Regions from separate parts of the Mus musculus genome. Here region 1 is linked to region 2. A link is a loop called in an ENCODE intact Hi-C map of the cell type or tissue named here. Cell type or tissue: gastrocnemius. All regions are shown on one strand. Each heading gives the region's core, and the rest is flanking DNA. Links, peaks and the distances in the headings are about the cores only.

Region 1 (5,796 bases), core at 552-5,551, 130 kb after region 2:
GTCACTGCATGGCACTCACTGAGAGGGACTCGGCAGAGACAGTGTCCACAATCAGAGGCCCCTCCGAGTGTCGTTTCAACAGCTCCTGGGATTTCTCTGTAGCCTGTGGGGCAGAGGGGCCAGTGATGGATGCTCCACTCTTGAGCTGAGACCTAAACAGCCCCTCCCTCTCTCCCTCCTTCCCTCCCTCCCCTGCTCTCTCTATAAATGCCATTAACTCTGAGGAGAGGTGGCGGGGGCTCTGCCTGGCATGGCCTGCTTTCTTGGGTCCCATCTGTGACCTTCTGTGACTGTCTTGGCTCTTCTATTCTGTCACAGGGCCCTACAACAGTTGCTGAAGGTGAGAGGAGGAAGACCAGATGGCGCAGATGGCCGGGGAGGGGACCAGGAACTAGCAGTCAAGGAGCAATTAAGGCTGAACAGCATTTGAATCAGGAGGCTGCCTAATGGGAACGGTGGCGGGTGGGGTGGTGGTGGTGGTGGAGGGGTAGGAGCTGTGGCCAGGCAGAGGTGGGGAGTGGCTTGGTGATAAGGGACATGGGAGCACACCAAGTAGGATCCTGCAGCTGACTTCTATCCCAGTTCTGGAAGCTTCCTAGGGTGAGCGAGGTGATGTCCACGAGTACTGGGCATGGCTGACTTCCTCTTACCTGGCCCTTCTCCAGTTTCCGGATGGCAGTGTTGGCACGGCGCTGTAGCATCTTCAGTGTGGTCTGCAGCTCCTGCCGTTGCCACTGAGGTATCACAGCAGACTCTGCTACCTATGGTCAGAGCCGTGTGTCACCCTTGCCCTTCTCCTGACTGACAGTGCCAGGGTGGACACCATACCTACCCTGAAGACAAACATCTAGGCCGGCTGGAAGGCTGGGAGGGACGGGAAGGGTCCAGGAAGGGACAGAGGAGGGGACACGGCCAGTGGAGGGTAGGGACTGGAGTGGTGAGGGTGGCCCCTGACCTCGGTGAGACGTCCTATGTCCTTAGATAGCCGGTGAGCTTCCGGCAGGTCTCGGCTGCCCTGACTTAGTCGCTCGCTGGCTGCTTCCACCTCCTGAGACAGGCTCTGGCCTACCTCTCGGGCCTATGGGAGGGGACAAGAATGTGAAGGCATACAGTCACCCTCCTAGGACAGGGTCTCACACCTCACTGCAGTCTGGGCAGTATTAGAAATGTTTGCCGGTTGGGGCCAGTCAAGGAACCAGGCCTAAATTAGCTGCTGCTAGCTGCCAGCAGATGCTACGTCCCAGCAGTGTGTGTTACCACTGGGCACTGCTGAGCCTGGGTGTCAGCTGTGTGTTCCCCTCACCCCTCCACCCCCAACCCCCCATTCAGAAGTCTCCAGGGCTTCTAGTATTCTAACCTGTTGGGCCTGCTCCCCAGTGATGGCCAGTAGGCGAGTGATGCCCTTGACCAGCTGCCGTTCCCCAATGATCACCAAGTCTCCCACGGCCCCGGTACTTAGCAGGTGCCTAGAGGAAGTCGGGGAAAGGGGTGATAAGGGAGAAGTCCGAGCCCAAAGCAAGGGATGGTGGCTGCCAAGGTTAAGGGAGGACGAGGATCCAGGGCTCAGGGGCAGGGTGACCCAAGAGTGACTCACGTCCCACAGCACAGCTCCACGGAGGTGTGCATTGCAGCCTGGGAGGCTGGCCCCAGTGCGTGGGCAACAGGAACCCCAACGGACACCACCCGGACGGGGTCTGGGTACACCTGAGAGGAAGGCGGGGCAAGGGCCGTCAGCTGCCTGCAACGGACAAGGGAAGCCTTCCGGGATTACCGTCTACGACTCACCTCATCCAGTGAGCGAAGGCCGGGGATGCGGGCAGTGTGTGCCAGGGGCACTTCCTCCATGAACACAGGCTTATCCTGCCCCACGACTTCCTGCACGTAGCTCTCTACTGTCCGTAGCTGCTCTGTGGTTAGTAGGGTCTGGGAGGGCGGGGACACAGAGCGATAGGCAGAGGTTTTGTAACTGCTTCTGCCCACAAGGTGAGGAGTAACTGGAGGTAAAAGTACCGTCCTGAATAGGGTGGCCTTGCTGAGGTGAGGGTCCAAGGAACAGTACCGTGGTACCAACCCATAGCCCCGGGTCCTCGACAATGGTCGATCCTAGTCTGTCTTGGAGCATGCCACTTCCCATAAAGTCCGTCTTTCTGTGTCCAGCTCACCTGGGTGGCCACGTCAAAGCGCAGCCGCTCGGGGTTGAGATGGGAGCCCCGCTGCTCGGTGGTCGGTCCGAGGGTCTGCCGAAGGGCCCAGCTCAGCAGGTGGGTGGCCGTGTGCTTCACCATGCATCCCATTCGCCAGGCCTAGAACGCTTTTGTTACCCAGGGTCCTGGGTGAGGGCCGGGGAGGGGAGGTGGAGGGGCTACAAGACATCAAGAGCGGCCGGAGTAGGCGCCTTACCTTATCTACATACAGCTGCACTTGATCCCCCACCTGTAGGCGCTCGGGAGCCATGGCCTCATGCAGGATAAAACCCCCACAGAGCTGAGCCCCAGCCACAGGGAACAACATGTCCTGGGGAGAAGAGGAGGTAGTCAGATGACTGCTTGTGGTCATGTCTCGCCACTGGTGTGGCCTCACATCTGCCTCCCACGGGAGCCATCCCGGGTGTCTGACACTCACCTGCTGCCCTGTACGGACAAGGTAGCCTCGGTCTGAAGCCTGACCCCCTTGTTCAGCGTAGAAGTTGGTTCTATCTAATAGGAGGCCACAGCGCTGGCCTGCTCCCACGGAGGCCACGGCTGTCCCAGTCTCTGAATACAGCTGTAACACCCGGGCCTCACAGAGGCCAAACTCTGCCAGAAGCAGAAGGATTTATCAGTGTTAGGGCCCCGGGGATGTGATGATGGGTTTGGGATGAGGCTTTAGAGGGTGAAGGAGAAGGCATTTCCAGATGAAGGAGGTAGTGACCCCTGCTGGATACTTTGGGCAATGCAAGAGGCTGGTAGCTATCATTTCTCTCCTTCCCAGTCAAGGTCAGGTAAGCTTGTGCCTACCAGCCTGGGTCTAGGTTCTCACCATAATCCCCGTTGGGGTGAAGAGTGTAGTTATACTTGGGGCTGTCATCAGTTGTGGGTATGCCTTGACGGTGCAGCTCCTCCAGTGCGTGGACATCAAGACACAATCGGTCCTCCTGATCTGCCTCTGCTTGCTGGGCCCGGTGCTGCAATACAATCGTGTGTGGGTGGCAGGGAGGTGTTGAGGGGGTGTCAGGTGCACAGAGAACTCCATGGGATAGGACTTGAGCCTTTGAAAGCCCTGTCTCTGTGGACCCTGCAGCTTGCGTGGAATGAGACCTAAGGGGGTTTGCTGGCCTCTAGAGAGCTATCTTAGGTGGCTAGTAAACTAGACAGGACAGGCGCCTCAGGGTCAGGTCTCTTTGCCCACAAGCACCCCTGGCCCTTTCTTCTCCTTCTGTTTGGTCACTGGGGCTGATGCTCCTCTCTACAGACCGAGCAGGGCCCGTGGTTCTGTCTCCTTACCTCTAAGGGCTGAGGGAGGAATGGCCGGGTCACTGCCGAGCCTGGCGGCCTGTACCTGAGCCTCCTTCTGGGCTAGCTGCTCCAGTCCTGCCGTGTCCAGCTTCACCCCCTTCTCCTCCAGCATCAGCTCCACCAGGTCCAGGGGAATCCCCAGATTCCCAGACAGCGACAATGACCAGGCCACTTCGGCTGAGGACACAGAGCAGAGGGTTGAGGGTGGGAGTGGCAGATCAAAGGGAAGAGAAGGAAGTAAGCCAGCTTAGGGTTTTTTTTCAGTCACACGAACCCCTCTAGTGTGTGAGGCGCCATCTTGAAACTTTGAAACTTCGGGTTCCAAGGTCAGATAAAGATGAGAACTCAATGCATTTTGGTGGTCTCGGTTTAAGCATGAAGCTGACTTTGGTAACAAGGGCTGGGTGGGTGGGTGGTTAGGAGAGGGGGTGGCAGGGCAGGGTTCCTGTGGTGCTCAGGTTTAAAGCAACTGGGAGAAACTTCCGGCAGAAGCTGGGGACTGGGGGCGGGGTGTGTGAGTCTGAAGTCCTTGGTAGGCCAAAAGCTCTGGGCCTCCGCTCACCCTGGCGAGCCTGAGAATCCCTTTGCTTTGGCCAGGCTCCCAACTCACCAGGGAACAAATCAGAAGGGCCCAGGCGCTTGACGGTGCGATCGATGATCCGCCGGCCCCGCTGCAGGGAGGCCAGGAAGGCTGCCTCATCCTCTGACACCAGGCTGGCTATCTGAACCGAGGCAGGGCAGGGAGTGGATCTGGGTTTCCTTGGAGACGACGGGCTTCTCCCTACAGCTCTCGGGCAGCCTCCCCACCCCCACCCACCCTCCCCACCTCAATCAATACCTTGACTGAGTTCTTCTCAAGTTCTGGATAAGCAGATCCCTGGGGGTGTGGGAGAGAAGAGATAAACAGCCCACCCTTCCTCCTTACCGGCATCAAGGGACACCCGCCCAGGGGGCTCAGATGCTTTGAGAACTGGGGAGGGACTCAAATAAGGAAGTGACTTCCCAGTGGGGCAGGCATATAAGTGGAAGGGAACCCTGAGGTCAAAGGTCCAGCACCCTGAATGAACGTCCTTCCAAGGTCTCCCTGCTTTTTGTGAGCAAGACCAGCTCTCTCAGCCTCCTTGACGGGGTGCAGGACTGGACAGTGAGGGTGGGACACAGCTGGGGCTCAGTGGTAGGCTCCCAAGGGCTCAGAAGGCCTGCAGAAAGGAGGAGGTTCTGTACTTACCAGTGTCTCTACCACCACTGGCACCAGGCTGCCTAGAAAGCCAGGAGGTGCCTGCAAGACCTCTGTGGAATAGCGCACAGCTCGGCGGAGAATCCGACGGAGAACTAGCCTGGAGGGTTTCAGAGCACAGACGTGACCGCCTAGCATCATCCAGCCAGCAATACGGGGAGTGGGGTGCTCGCCTATTCCCTCTGAGCTCTTGACCTGACTTCACCTCCCCATTTCCCCCCTCCCAGCCCTGCCCTTCCAGACTCACGGGGCACCTGACATCCCCGGGGAGACACCGTCAGCAATGCAGACACTGAGTGTGCGGATGTGATCGGCTACCACTCGGTACGCTGTGTCTATCCGTCCCTCATCTGCTGCCCCTACCCGGCCAGAGTAAGGGGGAGCCCCGCAGCTCTGTAAGGCAGGAGAGTAGCCACAGGTGTTGGGCCTGCCTGACCTGGCCCAGGTGCATGCTTGTTCACAGCCATAAAACTGACCACCACATCCTGTAGGAACGCCTGCTGCCCAAGAATGGACATCCTGTGAGAATTCTCTGCACTTGTGAGAAAACTCCCAGAAATCCTAGTTTCTTCAAAACACAAGAGCTGTTCTTGGAATGTGTTTTCATGCTCCTCCATGGGTAGTGGATAGGAGTGAGTTTACTTCAGCTGTTGCTATTCATACGCCTCTATAGAAAAAAATGTTTTTGTCACATGTGGGTTGTATACCTGTGACTGTACACCCCCTACTCTTGTAAGAAGGTGACTCGTTTTATCAATAAATTGTCTGATGCTCTGAATAAAGTTGGTTATTGCATGGGGCTTTAGTCTGCCTCATTTTTAGGTCCCACTCTCCCAGGTTCTCGCCAACAACCAGAGTAGTAAACAATGCCTAGAATGGTCTTCCCAGCACTGGGGAGGCAGAGGCAGAGGCAGAGGCAGGCAGATCTCTGAGTCTGAGACCAACCTAGTATACAGAGCAAATTCCAGGATGGCCAGAGTTATACAGAGAGGCCCTGTCTTGAAAAAAATGAAATACAAAAACCAACAAAACAAAAACAAATGAACAACAACAACAAAACAAAAA
Region 2 (5,796 bases), core at 257-5,256:
AGCTTCTTGCACATAAAGTTGGCACATTGTAGGACTATTGGACATCCCCTGTGGTAAGACCTTCCATTGATACCTCTTATCAGGTTTAGCAGAATAAGCTCTCTGACCCGTTAACAAGTCAAAAGTCCAATCTCTCTGCTCTGGAGTTAAAGCAGCAGCGTTTGCTCGGGCCTGCGCCTGTGCCGCCTCCTGCCACAGAGCTCGCCATTCCACATATTTGGCCATACTAGGGAGAGCGGCTTTTGCAACCGTCTGCCAATCAGCAGGCGTTAGTGCCATACCAGCGAGCCTGTCTAACTGCGCCAAGGTAAAATTAGCATTGGTTCCGTATTTACGAACCGACTCGGCAATTTCCTTAATCTGTACGTATTCTACCGGAGCGTGGACACGCCCACCCTCGGCTCCTTCAAAGACTGGAAATGCCTGTTGTATTTTCTTTTGTTCCTCTCGGGGAATGAATGAGTCTGCGCACTGCCTCTCTGCGCACTGCCTCTCTGCGCACCTCTCTGCGCACTGCCTCTCTGCGCACCTCTCTGCGCACTGCCTCTCTGCGCACCTCTCTGCGCATTGCCCCTCTGCGCATTGCTGACGCACTACGCAGGGCGGGGGCTCCGCATAGGGCGGACCTTGAAACCGACTGCCGGGAGGTTGAACAGTACGCTGACTTTCGCCAGCCGCTTTTGGCTTTTTTCTTGACCAATTAGCTGGCTGGTAATGGGCTGCTTCTTCCTCCCAGTCTGTTTCCTCAGAGGAGGATTCTTCACTTGCTTCAGAGCTACTAAGAGCTGGCTTCCTGAGCTCATCTAGTGACGAGTATCTCCTAGAGACCTCCGCTAATCGATCTTTTTTCTTCTCCCTTTTTCCTCTTTTTCTTCTAATCTCTCTCCAGGTATTCCTACCTAACCTTAACTTTTCCTCGGGTTCAAGACCCTTGGAAAGGCCTGTATACTTATTTTGTGTACCATACTTCCTCTTTGTTCCTACTCTCTCTCCCCGCTTTACTTCTGATAGATTGTCCTGAATTTCCTCTAGAATTTTCAGCCCTATCTTAATCACTTGATAGCATGTGAAAAAGAACAAAAGGGCTCCTAACACCAGAAAAAATTCAAGGCCAAACATACTCACTGGTACTCTCGTTCCCCAGCTGAAAAGTTCTGAATTCATACAGTTGAATCCTTCTTAACAGTCTGCTTTACGGGAACCTTTATCACCGTCGTTCCCCAGCTGATGAGTTCTGAATTCGGCAGTTGAATCCTTCTCAACAGTCTGTGTTACGGGAACCTTTATAAACGTGATCCGCAGTTCTGGTTCTGAAATGAAGTATCCCTCCTGCGCCAGTCCGGAGTTTTTTCTCGTCCCGGATTTTCTCGTCCCGGAATTCGGCACCAATTGTTATTCGTCGCGTTCTCACGACCGGCCAGGAAGAACACAACAACCAGAATCTTCTACGGCAAAGCTTTATTGCTTACATCTTTTTGGGGCCAGAGTGTAAGAAGCAAGAGAGAGAAGCAAGAGAGAGAGAAAACGAAACCCCTTCTATTTTAAAGAGAACAACCATTGCCTAGGGCGCATCACTCCCTGATTGGCTGCAGCCCATGGCCGAGCTGACGTTCACGGGAAAAACAGAGTACAAGTAGTCGTAAATACCCTTGGCTCATGCGCAGATTATTTGTTTACCAACTTAGAACACAGGATGTCAGCGCCATCTTGTGACGGCGAATGTGGGGGCGGCTTCCCACAGGCCTCGAACTCAGAAATCTGCCTACCTCTGCCTCCTGAGTGCTGGGATTAAAAGCGTGTGCCATCCCTGCCCGGCTTCTTTTGTTTTTTTTTTTTAAGACAGGATTTCTCTATAGCCCTTTCCTTCCTGGAACTCGATCTGCAATCCAGGTTGGCCTTGAACTCAAATATCCACCTGCCTCTGCCTCCTGTGTCCTGGGATTAAAGGCATGTACCAGGCAAGATTTTCCTTCTGAATTTTGTGTGTATGTGCATGTGAGTGCAGTGCCTGTGGAGACCAGAAGAGGGAGGTGTCAGATTTCCCCTAGACCTAGAGTGACGTGTGGTGGCAAATTACCTGCTATGAATATTGGGAACTGAACTCAAGTCCTCTAGAAGAGAAGGTGTACTCTTAGCTGCTAGGCATCGCTCCAACTCTTGAGTGGTTTGAGACAAAGTCTCACTCTGTACAACAGGTTGGTGGCAAAAGAACTTACAATCCTTTTAGCCTCCACCACCCAAACGCTGAGATTACAGAAGTGTTCCAAGACACACCTTGGGCCTTTGGCCACTACTGCAACCTGTGCACAGAGTAGGAATGGGGGCCACAGAGAGAGGTGAATGGATATGTTCAACAGATAGGAGCCTGTCCTGACAGCAACCAGGATGCTGTGCAGCCTAGCCTAAACTCCTCCAAACCAAAGCGTGTCACCCTGGTTTGTGACTCCCTTGAGTCTGGGACCTCCACACATGTGAGGCCGCTCAAGGGGCAATCCCTACCTGCCTGCCTTTAAGGGGACTGCTGGCTCCTGGCTGCCATTGGCTCCCTTACCACCTGCCCCAAACTGCTGTACCGTGTGGTGCCCAGAAATCAGAGCTTCAAGAAGAACTATGCTGGCATCTTCCACTTTCAGGTAAAGGGAAGACCTGAAAGAGAAGGAGGGAGGGGTGGAAGGAAGGAAGGAGAAAGACAGGAAGAGAGGAAGGGAGGAAGGGAGGGGGAGAGAGATCATGTATGTACTTATTTTGACACTGTTTGGGAATACTTTTCAACTAACTTTCAGAGAAATATCTGCTTATGAAAGCTAATTTTTTTAAACTCTAAAGAAAATAATTAGCTGTTTGTGGCTCTCTTCCTGTTCTCTCTCTCTCTCTCTCTCTCTCTCTCTCTCTCTCTCTCTCTCTCTCTCTCTCTCTCTGTGTGTGTGTGTGTGTGTGTGTGTGGTCCATGTGCCTGCATCCACAAATGCGCATTAGGCACTCCTGTGTACATGAAAATCTCCACCATACAATTGGTATAACCTGGATGTTTAACCGATAACTGATCAGGGGAAAGACAGGAAGGGAGGATGGAGGTGTGGAAAATAGGGAGGTATTTTAAGATTTTAAGGCTTTTGTTGACTTTCCCTCGCCTGTTCTAAAGAATGACTGGGCCTTGGTCAAGATGGTTTCGTGGATGAGTGTACTTATCCCCAGGCCTGGCAACCTGAATTTGATCCCTGAAACTTGCATGGTGGAAGGAGAAAAATAACAGACAGATATCACACACACACACACACACACACACACTATACATATATACCTTTTTTAACAAAAGAATTCCAGTTTGAGTAATTGTTGCTGGTATGTTCTTGTCCTGACCACGAGGGGGCGCTCTAAGGACAGATCTCCTGTAAGCAGACAAATGTCCCCTTGCCACCCACAGCTTTGGCAGTTTGGGCACTGGTTGAACGTGGTCGTGGACGACCGGCTGCCCACTAGGAACAACAAGCTGGTATTCGTGCACGCCTCCCATCGCCAGGATTTCTGGAGCGCCCTGCTGGAGAAGGCCTACGCCAAGTGAGTTGCCCAGGCCAGGAACCAGGCTGGCCTTGAGCTGCCTGGCTTTGGCTGCCAAGGAAGGTGGGCTAGGACACTAACTGAACCAGGGGAGGAGACAGGCCACGATAAGGCATGCCTCATTTCCCTCACAATTCTGCCTGACTGTTCACCCCAACTGACATCTCCTAACAGCGCCCTATCTGCCTGCAGGCTGATCGGATCCTACGGAGCGCTGTCTGGAGGCAGCACTTTGGAGGGTTTGGAAGATTTCACAGGCGGCGTAGCACAGTGCATTCCGCTCCAGAAGCCCCCTGGCAACATGCTAAGGCTCCTCAAGAAAGCCCTGGAGAAGTCTTCCCTCATGGGCTGTTCCATTGAAGTAAGCCAAGCTGGGTCTTGTTGGATATTGTCGCTCCCCACCCCGACCCCAAGGCTCTTACCCCGCAACGACTCATCACTAGCTACCCCTTTCTTGAACTAATTTTTGTCTGCCTGTAGTGCAGAATGACTGTTCTCACCGGGCACAGCCTCCGAGTTGTTTCGACTTTCTCTTTCTGTGACCCCTTAGTAACTCATAATGCAAATTTTCATAGCTTGTCTTCTCAAGGGAGAAGGGAGAAGGTTCCAGAAAGGCAGTGACCTTTTTTTTTTTTTTTTTTTTTTTTGGCAGTGACCTTTATGGGATGCATTCACTATTGGACCCTGGGACTGTGGACGATACCCAGCATGCATTAGGCACTCAACAAATATTTGTTCAAATAAATAAATGTACCCAGAGTGCTTCCATGTAACCGCGGTTATGGGAGCGGGGTATTTATTTCAGGCAGAGTAGAACTTACTCTTCGCAAAGCCTGCACACAGATGCTTGCTTCTGCAGGCTGTACTCGTAATAGCAAAGAAAATCGGAGTTAGTTGCCTTTCTGCGGGTGACTCAATTAAGTTAAACCAATTGATTCTTTTTTCTTTCTTTCTTTTTTTTTGGTGGGGGGCTTGGGGGGTTCGAGACAGGGTTTCTCTGTATAGCCCTGGCTGTCCTGGAATTCACTTTGTAGACCAGAAATCCACCTGCCTCTGCCTCCCAAGTGCTGGGATTAAAGGTGTGCGCCACCACACCAGGCTAAACCAATTAATTCTTACATGCCATAGAGTACAGACAACGACAGCCCCTAACAATAGGGGCCTCTCTATGACCTTCTTGTAATGACAGCATTGTCCTGGAGTATTAATGATGGTCAGGGGAGGAAGGAGAGGATGAGGGGACCCTGGACACAAAGGCCCTTTAGAGATGCAAGCAGTAAAGAACCTGGCCCATAACTTTGGTGACAAATCCATGAAACTACATCTGTGATAAAGCTGCACAGCCAACTGCAAGTGACCAGGGACAAAGCTAGGAAGAAGGGGCTGGAGAGGTGGCTCCACGGTCTGCTTTTCCAGAGGACCAGGGTTCAATTCCCAGCACACATGGCAGCACACAGCTGTCTGTAACTCCAGTCCTAGGCGATCCAAACCTTCTTCTGGCCTCCATAGTGCGCAGACACACACAGCCAAAAACACTCACACACACACACACACACACACACACACACACACACACACACACACACACTTCATAAGCTAGAGGGAGATATGCAGGCTGCGTCAAAACCTGCATCCTGGTGCTTGCTTTGTTCTGTGAGCTTTTTGTTTTGTTTTGTCCTCTTACCTGTTTACTTAGGCTTTTGGTTTTGTTTGTTTGTTTGTTTGTTTGTTTGAGACAGGGTCTCACTATGTACTCCTGGCTGTCCTCAAACTCAGAGAAACTTGCCTACCTTCACCTCCCAAGTGCTCTAGGCTTACTCCTATACATTCAACTTATAGTACAGCATTGCAAAACATTGGAAATCCGAACTAGGGGAACAAAGGCTCTTCCTGTACTACTGCGGGTGAATCACCAATTGCTTCCGAATCTAATGTACAGGAGCTGAGGAGACGGCTCAGTAGGTGTTTCCTCTCCATGTGAGATCTAAATCTCAGCCGGGCAGTGGTGGCGCACGCCTTTAATCCCAGCACTTGGGAGGCAGAGGCAGGTGGATTTCTGAGTTCAAGGCACAGCCTGTTCTACAGAGTGAGTTCCAGGACAGCCAGGGCTATACAGAGAAACCCTGTCTCAAAAACAAACAAACAAACAAACAAACAAACAAACAAACATCTGAGTTCAAATCCCCTGCACCCACATTAAAACAAACAAAAAAACAAACAAACAAAAAACCCAGCAGG

What was found. Peaks named below come from ENCODE experiments on the same cell type or tissue, not always from the same donor. Only the 100,000 strongest peaks of a DNase experiment are listed, where the experiment ranks them.
Region 1: a loop joins it to region 2, with 4 times the contacts of the local background. A loop is called at or near these places in 6 of 42 quality-filtered maps.

The regions. Positions count from the first base shown.
Region 1 is chr17:45,513,820-45,519,615 of GRCm38, reverse strand. It overlaps Aars2 (alanyl-tRNA synthetase 2, mitochondrial), which reads right to left. Exons shown (of 22, transcript NM_198608.2): 6 at 4,979-5,124; 7 at 4,723-4,831; 8 at 4,333-4,371; 9 at 4,105-4,216; 10 at 3,538-3,671; 11 at 3,019-3,163; 12 at 2,623-2,795; 13 at 2,401-2,514; 14 at 2,163-2,303; 15 at 1,786-1,923; 16 at 1,595-1,704; 17 at 1,358-1,466; 18 at 956-1,078; 19 at 651-761; 1 more. Among named protein-coding and RNA genes, the nearest start is that of Tcte1, 6.7 kb to the left of the region's middle. In gastrocnemius, for the core only: a CTCF peak has its summit at 2,924 (motif pointing left); DNase peaks (open chromatin) are centred at 1,616, 2,314, 2,907, 4,128 and 2 more places.
Region 2 is chr17:45,640,591-45,646,386 of GRCm38, reverse strand. Capn11 (calpain 11) reads left to right here. Exons shown (of 22, transcript NM_001013767.2): 4 at 2,515-2,633; 5 at 3,425-3,558; 6 at 3,751-3,919. Among named protein-coding and RNA genes, the nearest start is that of Capn11, 16 kb to the left of the region's middle. In gastrocnemius, for the core only: a CTCF peak has its summit at 3,365 (motif pointing right); a DNase peak (open chromatin) is centred at 3,490; H3K27ac peaks cover 437 bases.